Linked DNA regions of Homo sapiens: region 1 is linked to region 2. Evidence: read pairs that join two places in POLR2A ChIA-PET (ENCODE). Cell type or tissue: Panc1. All regions are shown on one strand. Links, peaks and the distances in the headings refer to the core of each region. The heading gives the core; the rest is flanking DNA.

Region 1 (5,365 bases), core at 233-5,232, 170 kb before region 2:
GTATTCCGTCCGGGGCCACTTTTCTGAGGCCGAAGGACCCCTAGTCAGTGTGTGAGACATAGCCTGGCCGAGCCTGGGAACCACCTGGGGCTGAGGTAACGGCACACGACGGCCCGGGCCCTCGGGAAGTTGTCTTTGCGTTTCTGTTTATTTCTGAGGGAAGTTTCCGGGCCGGGCTCCACCCTCCGCCGCCGAAGTGCAGTCCCCCCTGCCCCCTGAGGTCCCTTTCTCAGCGCCGGGCTCTCGGGACACCCAGCAAGCTCGCCCAGGGTGCAGGCCGTGCCACTGCAGGGCTCCCACGGGGAGGCCGCGGGACCGGAGCGCGGGTCGCAGGCCGGGAGCGTGCGAGGTAGACCGGGGGGCTCCAGGCCTCTGTCCCCTCCTTCGGGCGAGTGACCGGCACACAGTACGGGGACCCTGCTGTCGTCCGCCGACTCCAGAGACTGCCCTTTCCCCACTCCACACCCAGCGCTTCACCCTCCTCCTCCTCCTCCTTCCCCGCCCCCCCGCAACTTCCTCCGTCCTTTTTTTTTTTTTTTTTTTTGAGGCGGGGTCTCGCTCTGTCGCCCAGGCTGGAGTTCAGTGGGGGCGATATTGACTCACTGCAACCTCCGCCTCCTGGGTTCAAGCGATTCTCCTGCCTCAGCCTCCTGAGTAGCTGGGATTACAGGCATGCGCCGCCACTCCTGGCTAATTTTTGTATTTTTGTAGAGATGGGGTTTCACCATGTTGGCCAGGCTGGTCTTGAACTCCTGACCTCAAGTGATCCACCCGCCTCTGCCTCCCAGAGTGCTGGGATTGCAGGTGCCCGCCACCATACCCGGCTAATTTTGGTGTTTTTAGTAGAGACGGTTTCACCATGTTGGCCAGACTGATCTCGAACTCCTGATTTCAGGATATCCACCCGCCTCGGCATCCCAAAGTGCTGGGATTACAGGTGTGAGCCGCTTTGCCCGGCCACACCCCACCTTCTTACCACAGACTTTCCCCAGGAACTAAAGTGCTCCTCTGGTCTATACCCACCCTCCAACCCCAGCCTAGCTGTTGCCATGAAAACAAGATTTTTTCCACTGAAACATTTCCTGTCACATCATGTCTTGATTTGAATGAGTTTCTGGCTTTCAAATGCCCGATTGCACCTTGCAAGTAAATATGAGTCATGGCACTGAGATCTCTGTGCCACTCCCCAGAGCCTTGATTGAATCTTGGCATCTGGGCAAGTGGGCAGAAAGATGCCAGCAGGTATACTTTGCCGAACATCCTTTTCTTTTTCTTTCTTCTTTTTTTCTTTTTTTTAAGACAGTGTGGGCCAGGCACGGTGGCTCATGCCTGTAATCCCAGCACTTTGGGAGGCTGAGGCAGGTGGATCACAAGGTCAGGAGATGGAGATTATCCTGGCCAACATGGTGAAACCTGGTCTCTACTAAAAATACAAAGATCAGCCGGGTGTGGTGGCAGGCTCCTGTAGTCCCAGCTACTTGGGAGGCTGAGGCAGGAGAATCGCTTGAACCCAGGAGGTGGAGGTTGCAGTGAGCCAAGATCGCACCATTGCACTCCAGCCTGGGCAACAGAACAAGACTCCGTCTCAAAAAAAAAAAAAAAAAAAAAAAGACGGAGTCTTGCTCTTGTCCCCCAGGCTGGAGTGCAATGGTGAGATTTGGGCTCACTGCAACCTCTGCCTGCTGGGTTCAAGCGATGCTCCTGCCTCAGCCTCTCAAGTAGCTGGGATTACAGGTGTCTGCCACCACACCTGGCTAATTTTGTATTTTTAGTAGAGATGGGGTTTCACCATGTTGGCCAAGCTGGTCTCGAACTCCTGACCTCAGGTGATCCACCCACTTTGGCCTCCCAAAGTGCTGGGATTACAGGCAAGTGTCACTGCGCCTGGCCCATCCTTCACTTTTTTGAACTCTAGTTCCTTCATGTATGTATCTGCAGGTAGGAAGCCAGTTTCCAGCAGTCTTATCTAGAATCTCTCTTTGGCTATCTCATTGGCATCTCAAACTTCAGCATCTCCAGATACAGACTCAACATCTTGCCTTCAAAAATTTACTTTCCAAGGCTCCTGTTTTCAGAAAATGGTGCTTTTACCTCTTCAGTTAGTTGCTCAAGCAACCAGGAGTCATCGCTCTCCCTCACCTTATCAAGTCACCAGGTCATTACTGAGGGAGGAGAATCGCTTGAACCCGGGAGGCAGAGGTTGCAGTGAGCCAAGATCGCACCACTGCACTCCAGCCTGGGCAACAGAGTAAGACTCCGTCTCAAAAAAAAAAAAGACAGAGTCTTGCCTGCCTCAGCTTCCTGAGTACCATCTTCCAAATCAGTTCACCTTTTGTCATCTTCACTTTTATCACTGTAGACCTGGCTACTGTCAGCTTCTGCCTTGAGCCGCAGGAGGCTCCTAGCTGGTCTCCTTTCATCTGTTCTTGTTCCGGGTTGTTTCCCACATTGCAGCCAGGAGGGATTTTTTTTTTTTTTTAAGTCACAGCCATCTGGTCATGTCGTTTTTTTTTTTTATTATACCCTTCAGTGCCTTCTGATTGCTCTGACAACAGATTCCACAATCTGTAACCTGGCTTATAAGGAAGGCCCTCATCCCTTCTCTATAATTTCTTCCTGGATGATCTCATCATCTATTCCAGTAGTTTCACATACCATCTAAACACTGGTGACTCAAATGTATATTTCCGTTCTGATTTCTGTCCCTTACACACTAGGAGACTGCCTCCTCGGTATATCCACTTGGATGTCTCATAGGCCTCTTAGACTTAAAACACAACTACTAATTTTCACTGCTCCCTCCCACCCCAAATCTCTTTCCCTAGAATTATTCCCCATCTCAGTAGAGTATGTACCATTGTCTACCTAATTGCAAAGGCAAAAAAATCTGAGAGCCATCCTTGATTCCCACATCTAGTCCGTTAGTTAGTCTAAAGTATATCTCAAATCTAACTATTTATTAATTTCTAAAATCCCAAGTCCAAATCAGCAGCATCTTTCTCCTGGACGACTACAGAAGCTTCTTAACTGGTCTCCCTATTTCTCCTCCTGTCCCCTTACAGTTCATCTTCCTTTCAGTCACCAGATATTTAGATATTTTGGACCAAGCTTGGTGGCTCATTCTTGTTTTTTTTTTTTTTGAGACAGAGTCTCGCTCTGTGGCCCAGGCTGGAGTGTAGTGGTGCGATCTCGGCTCACTGCGAGCTCCACCTCCTGGGTTCGTGCCATTCTCCCACCTCAGCCTCCTGAGTAGCTGGGACTACAGGCACCCGCCACCACGCCCAGCTAATTTTTTTTTATTTTTAGTAGAGATGGGGTTTCACCATTCACAGGATGGTCTCGATCTCCTGACCTCATGATCCGCCCGCCTCAGCCTCCCAAAGTGCTGGGATTACAGGCGTGAGCCACCATGCCTGGCCTGATGGCTCATGCTTGTAATCCCAGCATTTAGGGAAGCCGAGGTGGGCAGATCACTTGAGCTCCGGAGTTCGAGACCAGCATGGGCAACATAGTGAAACCCCATCTCTGCAAAAATTAGCTGGGTATAGTGGTGGGCACCTGTAGTCCCAGCTACTTGGGAGGCTGAGGTGGGAGGATTGCTTGAGCCTGGGAGGTTGAGGCTGCCCTGAGCTGTGATTGTGTCGCTATACTCCAGCCTGGGCGCCAGAGAGAAATCCTGTCTCTAAAATAAAATTAGAATAGATATTTAGATATTTATAAAGCATATATCAAATCAGTTATCTCCCCTTTATAAAATCCTTGGCATAAAATCTGGACTTTTTACAATGGCCTACAAGCCTTACACGATCTGGTCCCTGCCTAACACTCCATCTTCATCTCCCTCCTCTCTCTCTTCATTCTCAATGTTCTAGCCACATTGACCTTTCTGTCCATTAAACTCATCACAGACATCTGCACTTGCTGATTTTTCTGCTTGGAATGCTTTTCCCCGTGATCGTTGCTCCTTTCCATGAAGGCCTCAAGTCAGTTGTGATTTATTCTGAAAGGCCATCACTGGCCATACTAGCTAAAGCAGCCTTCTAGTCATCCTAAATAAAACCACATATTATTTTCTTGATGCTATTTAGAGTACCTCAATTTATATTTGTTTATTTATTTATATGTTGAATGTTGCTCTCCACACCTCCTGAAATGTAAGCCCTTAAAGACGAGGGATCATGTCTCTCTTGTTACTTACCATATTAGTGCCCAGAACAGTGCCTGATACACTGTAGGGTCTCAGATATGTGCTGACTGACTCACTTATCTGTATAGTCTCACCTTGTAGCATTGTCTTTCTTGCCCACTGTGTTCGGGTTACTGTACTTCTCTCTTTTGAAAGTGCCATGCTTTTTCTCAACTGAGTACTCTTGTACCTGCTATTTCCTCTACCCACCCCAGACCCACCATCCATTCTCCATTTGTGCCTCACTAGCTCATATTCTTCCTTTAGAAATTAGTCACTTACTTAGAATGGGCTTCCCTGACATGTTACGGGGAAACCAGCACTTTGTTTCTTTTTCCTTTTCTTTTCTTTTTCTTTTTCTTTTTTCTTTTTCTTTTTTGAGACAGAGTTTCGCTCTTGTTGCCCAAGCTGGAGTGCAATGGTATCATCTCGGCTCATTGCACCCTCTGCTTCCTGAGTTCAAGTGATTCTCCTGCCTCAGCCTCCAGAGTAGCTGGGATTACAGGCGCCACCACCACGCCCGGTTAATTTTTATATTCTAGTAGAGGCGGGCTTTCACCACGTTGGCCAGGTTCGTCTCGAACTCCTGACCTCAAGTGATCTGCCCGACTCAGCCTCCCAAAGTGCTGGGATTACAGGTATGAGCCACAGCACCTGGCCTTTTTCTTTTTTTTATATGATACAGACGAGGGCTCACTGTGTTGCCCGGGCTGGTCTCGAACTCCTGGGCTCAAGTAGTCCTGCCTCAGCCTCTGAAAGTGGGATTACAGGCATGAGCCACAACACCTGGCCAAGTATATCTTTCTATAAACCTAGCAAGTACATTTCTTTTTCTTTCTTTTTTTTTTTTTTTTTTGAGACAGTCATTCTGTCGCTCAGGCTGGAGTGCAATGGTGTGTTCTCAGCTCACTACAACCTCCATCTCCCGGGTTCAAGTGATTCTCCTGCCTCAGCCCCCTGAGTAGCTGGAATTACAGGCACCTGCCACCATGCCCAGCTAGTTTTTGTATTTTTAGTAGGGACTGGGTTTCACCATGTTGGTCAGGCTGGTCTCGAACTCCTGACCTCAAGTGATCCGCCTGCCTTGGCCTCCCAGAGTGCTGGGATTACAAGGCGTGAGCTACTGCACGCCTGGCCACGAGTACAATTCTTATCTCCTTAATATCTCACCAGAATTGG
Region 2 (5,365 bases), core at 104-5,103:
AACGCACTGGTGCGTGTGAAGCTCCTAGAGCAGCCCCGGCATGAGGCGCGTGCCAGGTGTGTCCACACTGTTTCTGTTTTTCCTTAGACCTATGACATGTTTCCAGACACCATTCACTCCCGGGGGCAGCACGGCCCAGCCGAGAGGACCCCCTCGGAGATCCAGTGTGAGTCTGCAGCAGGGGCTGTGTGTGTGCAGATTTTGGGGGGCCTGTGTGCACATGGATTTGGTGTGAGTAGAGGTCCATCCTGAGACTCCAGCTCCTTCACTCTTGTACTCTGGGCCCCCCAGTTCACCAGGTGAAATTTGGCGCCCCACGCAGGAAGGAAACTGACCCACTGAATGAGCCGGTGAGTGGGCAGGCCTTGAGGGGAAGGTGGTGCCCAGAGGTGGGGCAGGGAGGTCGGATGGAGGCCGAGCAGCTCAAATCAAGGGAGATTTGAAGCTGGGTGGCCTCGGGCCTTGGGCCTTAGACTGTCCAAGCAAGCCTGTCCTACCCAGGGACCTGGAGGGTTAGGGGCTCCTTCCTGGGCCAAGTTCTTTTAGGTGGGTGTCTGGAAGGTAGCACAGAGACCATGCCTTTCCCAAAAGGAGGCCGTCATGTGCCTGAGCCCTCACCCTACCCTGCTCAGCCTCGTTTTCCCACCTGTGTGTCCCCAGTGGTCTGACTTTCTGTCTCTGCCCTCATCGGCTCTGTCACTGGTCTCTCCTCACCCCCCAGCCTGTCTCTTCCTCCCTCGCTGTCTGTTGCCCTTTCTTTCACAGTCTTCAGCTCTGCCTCCCACTGTCTGTCTCTCTCATCTTCTGTGTGTTTCCATCTCACCTTTCCCGTCTGTCTGTCTGTCTGTCTTTCCTTTCCTGAATCTCTTGAGCGCCCTCTCACGTTGCATCTGTCTCTGCTTCTTCCCCGGTCTCTACCTTGGTTTCCCCCAGTGGGAGGAAGAGTGGACACTACTGGGAAAGGAAGAGTTGAGTGGGTAAGTGAGGTATGGGGAAGCTGCAGGGGGTGGCAGGGGCGGCAGAAAGGCTGACCTCTGACCGGGCGTGGTGGCTCATGCCTGTAATCCCAGCACTTTAGGAGGCTGAGGTGGGTGGATCACCTGAGGTCAGGAGTTCAAGACCAGCTTTGCCAACATGGTGAAACTCCACCTCTACTTAAAATACAAAAATTAGGCTGGGCGGGTGGCTCATGCCTGTAATCCCAGCACTTTGGGAGGCTAAGGTGGGTGGATCACCTGAGGTCAGGAGTTCGAAACCAGCTTTGCCAACATGGTGAAACCCCATCTCTACTTAAAATACAAAAATTAGGCTGGCTGTGGTGGCTTACGCCTGTAATCCCAGCACTTTGGGAGGCCGAGGTGGGCGGATCCCAAGGTCAGGAGTTTGAGACCAGCCTGGCCAACATGGTGAAAGCCCGTCTCTAGTAAAAATAGAAAAAATTAGCCGGTGTGGTGGCAGGCGCCTGTAATCCCAGCTACTCAGGAGGCTAAGACAGGAGAATCGCTTGAACCCGGGAGGCGGAGGTTGCGGTGAGCTGAGACTGCACCACTGCACTCCAGCCTGGGCAACAGAGCGAGACTCCATCTCAGATAAATAAATAAACAAACAAAAGTTAGCTGGGCATGGTGGCCCACGCCTGTAATCCCAGCTACTAGGGTGGCTGAGGTAGGAGAATCTGGGAGGCAGAGGTTGCAGTGAGCCGATATCTTGCCATTGCACGCCAGCCTGGGTGACAAGAATGAAACTCTGTCTTAAAAAAAAAAAAAAAAGCCCGGGTGTGGCTCATGCCTGTAATCTGAGCACTTTGGGAGGCCGAGGTGGGCGGATCACAAGGGCAGGAGATCGAAACCATCCTGGCTAACACGGTGAAACCCCCTCTGTACTAAAAATACAAAAAATTAGCCGGGTGCGGTGGCGGGCGCCTGTAGTCCCAGCTACTTGGGAGGCTGAGGCAGGAGAATGGCGTGAACTTGGGGGGCGGAGCTTGCAGTGAGCCGCGATTGCGCCACTGCACTCCGGCCTGGGTGACAGAGCGAGACTCCGTCTCAAAAAAAAAAAAAAAAAAAAGGAAAGGTTGACCTCTGACCCCTTTTCCCCACTGCCCAGGAGCCTGCTGCAGTCGGTCCAGGAGGCCCTGGAGGAAAGGTGAGGGATGTGGGCCTGGGGGAGGGGCAAGGGGCAGGTGGCCTTGGTGCCAGTCACACCTCATGCCTCACGCCTCATCTCCCTCCCACAGGAGTCTGACTATTCGGTCAGCCTCAGAATTCCAGGTGCCACACAGAGGGAGGCTGGAGCTGGGATCCAGGCCACTGCAGAGGGTACGATTGGAGTGGGATGTGGTTACAGGGCAACCTGGTAACGGCCGGGCTGGGCCCTGCCCCTCCTACCAGGAGCTGGACTCCCCAGACGATACCATGGGAACCATCAAGCGGGCCCCGTTCCTAGGGCCACTCCCCACTGACCCTCCAGCAGAGGAGCCTCTGTCCAGTCCCCCAGGTGAGTCTCAGGCTTGGGAGGCCAGGAGGCAGCCCCAGGGTGGGGGCTACAGCAGGAAATTACAGCACGCCTGTGCCTGCAGGAACCCTGCCCCCACCTCCTTCAGGCCCCAACAGCTCCCCACTGCTGCCCACGGCCTGGGCCACCATGAAGCAGCGGGAGGATCCTGAGGTAAGAGGGTGCTACAGTGGGGTGGGGAGACGGGCGGCTACAGCTGTCATATCAGCCCTGACTCCTTTCCTCCCTCCCAGAGGTCATCCTGCCACGGGCTCCCCCCAACTCCCAAGGTGCATGTAAGTGTTTGCCCCAAGCCCTGCAGTCCCACAGCCCTGCCACCCACCACCCCTGCACTCCCTCGCCAGCCTCTTGCCTCCTCTGCAGATGGGCGCCTGCTTCTCCAAGGTCTTCAATGGCTGCCCCCTGCGGATCCACGCTGCTGTCACCTGGATTCACCCTGTTACTCGGGGTAGGTGGGGGCAGGGAGGAAGCGGGAGCCCAAGGAATCCCTCAGCTTGGGCCAGGGGCCATGTCTGACCTCTGACCCCATGCCCAAACTGGCAGACCAGTTCCTGGTGGTAGGGGCCGAGGAAGGCATCTACACACTCAACCTGCATGAACTGCATGAGGATACGCTGGAGAAGGTGAGGCCCGGCTGGCTGTGGGGGGCAGAGGCCTTGTGGGGGCCTGGGGTGCTGACCATCTGTCCCTCTGTGGCCTCCAGCTGATTTCACATCGCTGCTCCTGGCTCTACTGCGTGAACAACGTGCTGCTGTCACTCTCAGGTACAAGGTGGGATGGGCAGGGAGGCAGGGTCCGCAGGGGCTCCAGCGCCTCAGCATCCTGCCCACCAACACCCCAGGCCTGGCCTCTTCCTGTTTCTGCAGGGAAATCCACGCACATCTGGGCCCATGACCTCCCAGGCCTGTTTGAGCAGCGGAGGCTACAGCAACAGGTTCCCCTCTCCATCCCCACCAACCGCCTCACCCAGCGCATCATCCCCAGGTCAGGGATCTTGGGCGTGCAGGGAGCGGGAGGCAGAGGGGCAGGGAGGGGCTGGAACATGGCCTTGCCAGTTCCTGGGATTGCAGCAATCTTAGACGTGTTGTCTCTCTGAGCGCCCGTTTCCTCCTCTGTCAATACAATTGATGGCCTTCCCACCCCCTCCCGCCGGCTTGTTGGGAGGCAAGAAGGAGACAGTGGATGTGAAAGTGCTTTCCAAGTTGTAGGAGCTGTGGTTGTTCGGATGTGGGGCTTGACAGTTAAGCAAACGTTTACTGAGCACTTATGCTATGTTGGCCCCTATGCTGGGCTTCGGGACATGGAGAATCCCATGAGTCCTCGCTTTCAAGAAATGGGGGAGATGGGCAAGTCCTTGCTTTCAAGGATTCCCATGAGTCCTTGCTTTCAAGGATTCCCATGAGTCCTTGCTTTCAAGAAACAGCGGGGCTGGGTGTGGTGGTTCATGCCTGTAATCCCAATCCTGTAATCCGAGGCAGAAGGATTGTGTGAGGCCATGTGTTTGAAATCAGCCTGAAAACACAGGGAGACCTTGTCTCTACAAAAAATCAAAAAAGTCTGGGCGGGGGGGCTCACGCCTGTAATCCCAGCACTTTGGGAGGCCAAGGCGGATGGATCACGAGGTCAGGAGATGGAGACTATCCTGGCTAACATAGTGAAACCCCGTCTGTACTAAAAATACAAAAAAAATTAGCCGGGCGTGGTGGCACATGCCTGTAGTCCCAGCTACTCGGGAGGCTGAGACAGGAGAATCGCTTGAACCTGAGAGGCAGAGGTTGCAGTGAGCCGGGATCACGCCACTGCACTCCAGCCTGGCCGACAGCAAGAGTCTGTCTCAAAAAAGAAAGAAAAAAAGCCCAAAAAATCAAAAAATGGGGCCAGGCGCAGTGGCTCAGGCCTATAATCCTAGCACTTTGAGAGGCCGAGGTGGGCGGATCATGAGGTCAGGAGTTTACGACCAGCCTGGCTAATATGGTGAAACCCCGTCTCTACTGAAAATACAAAAATTAGCTGGGTGTAGTGGTGCGCACCTGTAGTCCCAGCTACTCGGGAGGCTGAGGCAGAAGAATCACTTGAACCCTAGAGGCAGAGGTTGCAGTGAGTGGAGATTGCACCACTGCACTCCAGCCAGGGCGACAGAGTGAGACTGCATCTCAAAAAAAAAAAAAAAAAAAATCGAAAACTTAGCTGAGCATGGTGATGTAGGCATGGCGTTGTGTGTTGGTGGTCCCAGCCACTCAGGAGGCTGAGGTGGGAGGATTGCTTGAACCCAGGAGGTTGAGGTTGAAGTGAACTGTGATCGCGATCGTACCACTGCATTGAAGCCTGGGCAACAGAGCAAGACCTTGTCTCAAAAAAAAGAAAAAGGGAAATGTGGACAGTTAGCAGCCGGTACTGAGGTCCAGTTAGAGGGAGAGCTGGGAGGTGTGGAGAGGCCTCAGAGACCGGGCAAGCTTGGGAGGTTCGAAAGTGTGTCAGGGTTTCTAGGCAGGTGAGGTAGGGAATGGCACTCCAGGCAGGGGGAAGAGCAAGTATATGTTAGTATGTGTTGGGGCGGAGCAGCCTGGTGAGCTGGGGAGCTGTTAAGAGTTTGCCTGGGGGCCAGGCACAGTGGCTCACGCCTGTAATCCCGCACTTTGGGAGGCTTTGGCGAGTGGATCAACTGAGTCAGGAGTTCGAGACCAGCCTGGTCAACATGGCGAAACCCCGTCCCTAGTAAAAATACAAAAATTAGCCGGGCATGGTGGCGGGCGCCTGTAATCCCAGCTACTCGGGAGGCTGAGGCAGGAGAATAGCTTGAACCTGGGAGGCGGAGGTTGCAATGAGCCGAGATCGCACCATTGCACTCCAG

The links. Peaks named below come from ENCODE experiments on the same cell type or tissue, not always from the same donor. Only the 100,000 strongest peaks of a DNase experiment are listed, where the experiment ranks them.
Region 1: POLR2A ChIA-PET joins it to region 2 with 10 read pairs; 5 of 35 experiments call an interaction of 5 or more read pairs at or near these places.

What each region holds. Positions count from the first base shown.
Region 1 is chr11:64,966,607-64,971,971 of GRCh38, reverse strand. It overlaps MAJIN (membrane anchored junction protein), which reads left to right. Exons shown (of 11, transcript NM_001037225.3): 1 at 1-95. Among named protein-coding and RNA genes, the nearest start is that of MAJIN, 2.8 kb to the left of the region's middle. In Panc1, for the core only: no CTCF peak of the experiment used is centred there; a DNase peak (open chromatin) is centred at 2,691; H3K4me3 peaks cover 211 bases; H3K27ac peaks cover 117 bases.
Region 2 is chr11:64,794,406-64,799,770 of GRCh38, reverse strand. MAP4K2 (mitogen-activated protein kinase kinase kinase kinase 2) reads left to right here. Exons shown (of 32, transcript NM_004579.5): 13 at 88-166; 14 at 292-350; 15 at 934-977; 16 at 2,107-2,145; 17 at 2,237-2,270; 18 at 2,391-2,496; 19 at 2,579-2,667; 20 at 2,748-2,789; 21 at 2,878-2,962; 22 at 3,058-3,137; 23 at 3,218-3,278; 24 at 3,381-3,498. Among named protein-coding and RNA genes, the nearest start is that of MAP4K2, 6.1 kb to the left of the region's middle. RefSeq lists silencers at 1,647-1,847, 3,320-3,614. In Panc1, for the core only: no CTCF peak of the experiment used is centred there; no DNase peak of the experiment used is centred there.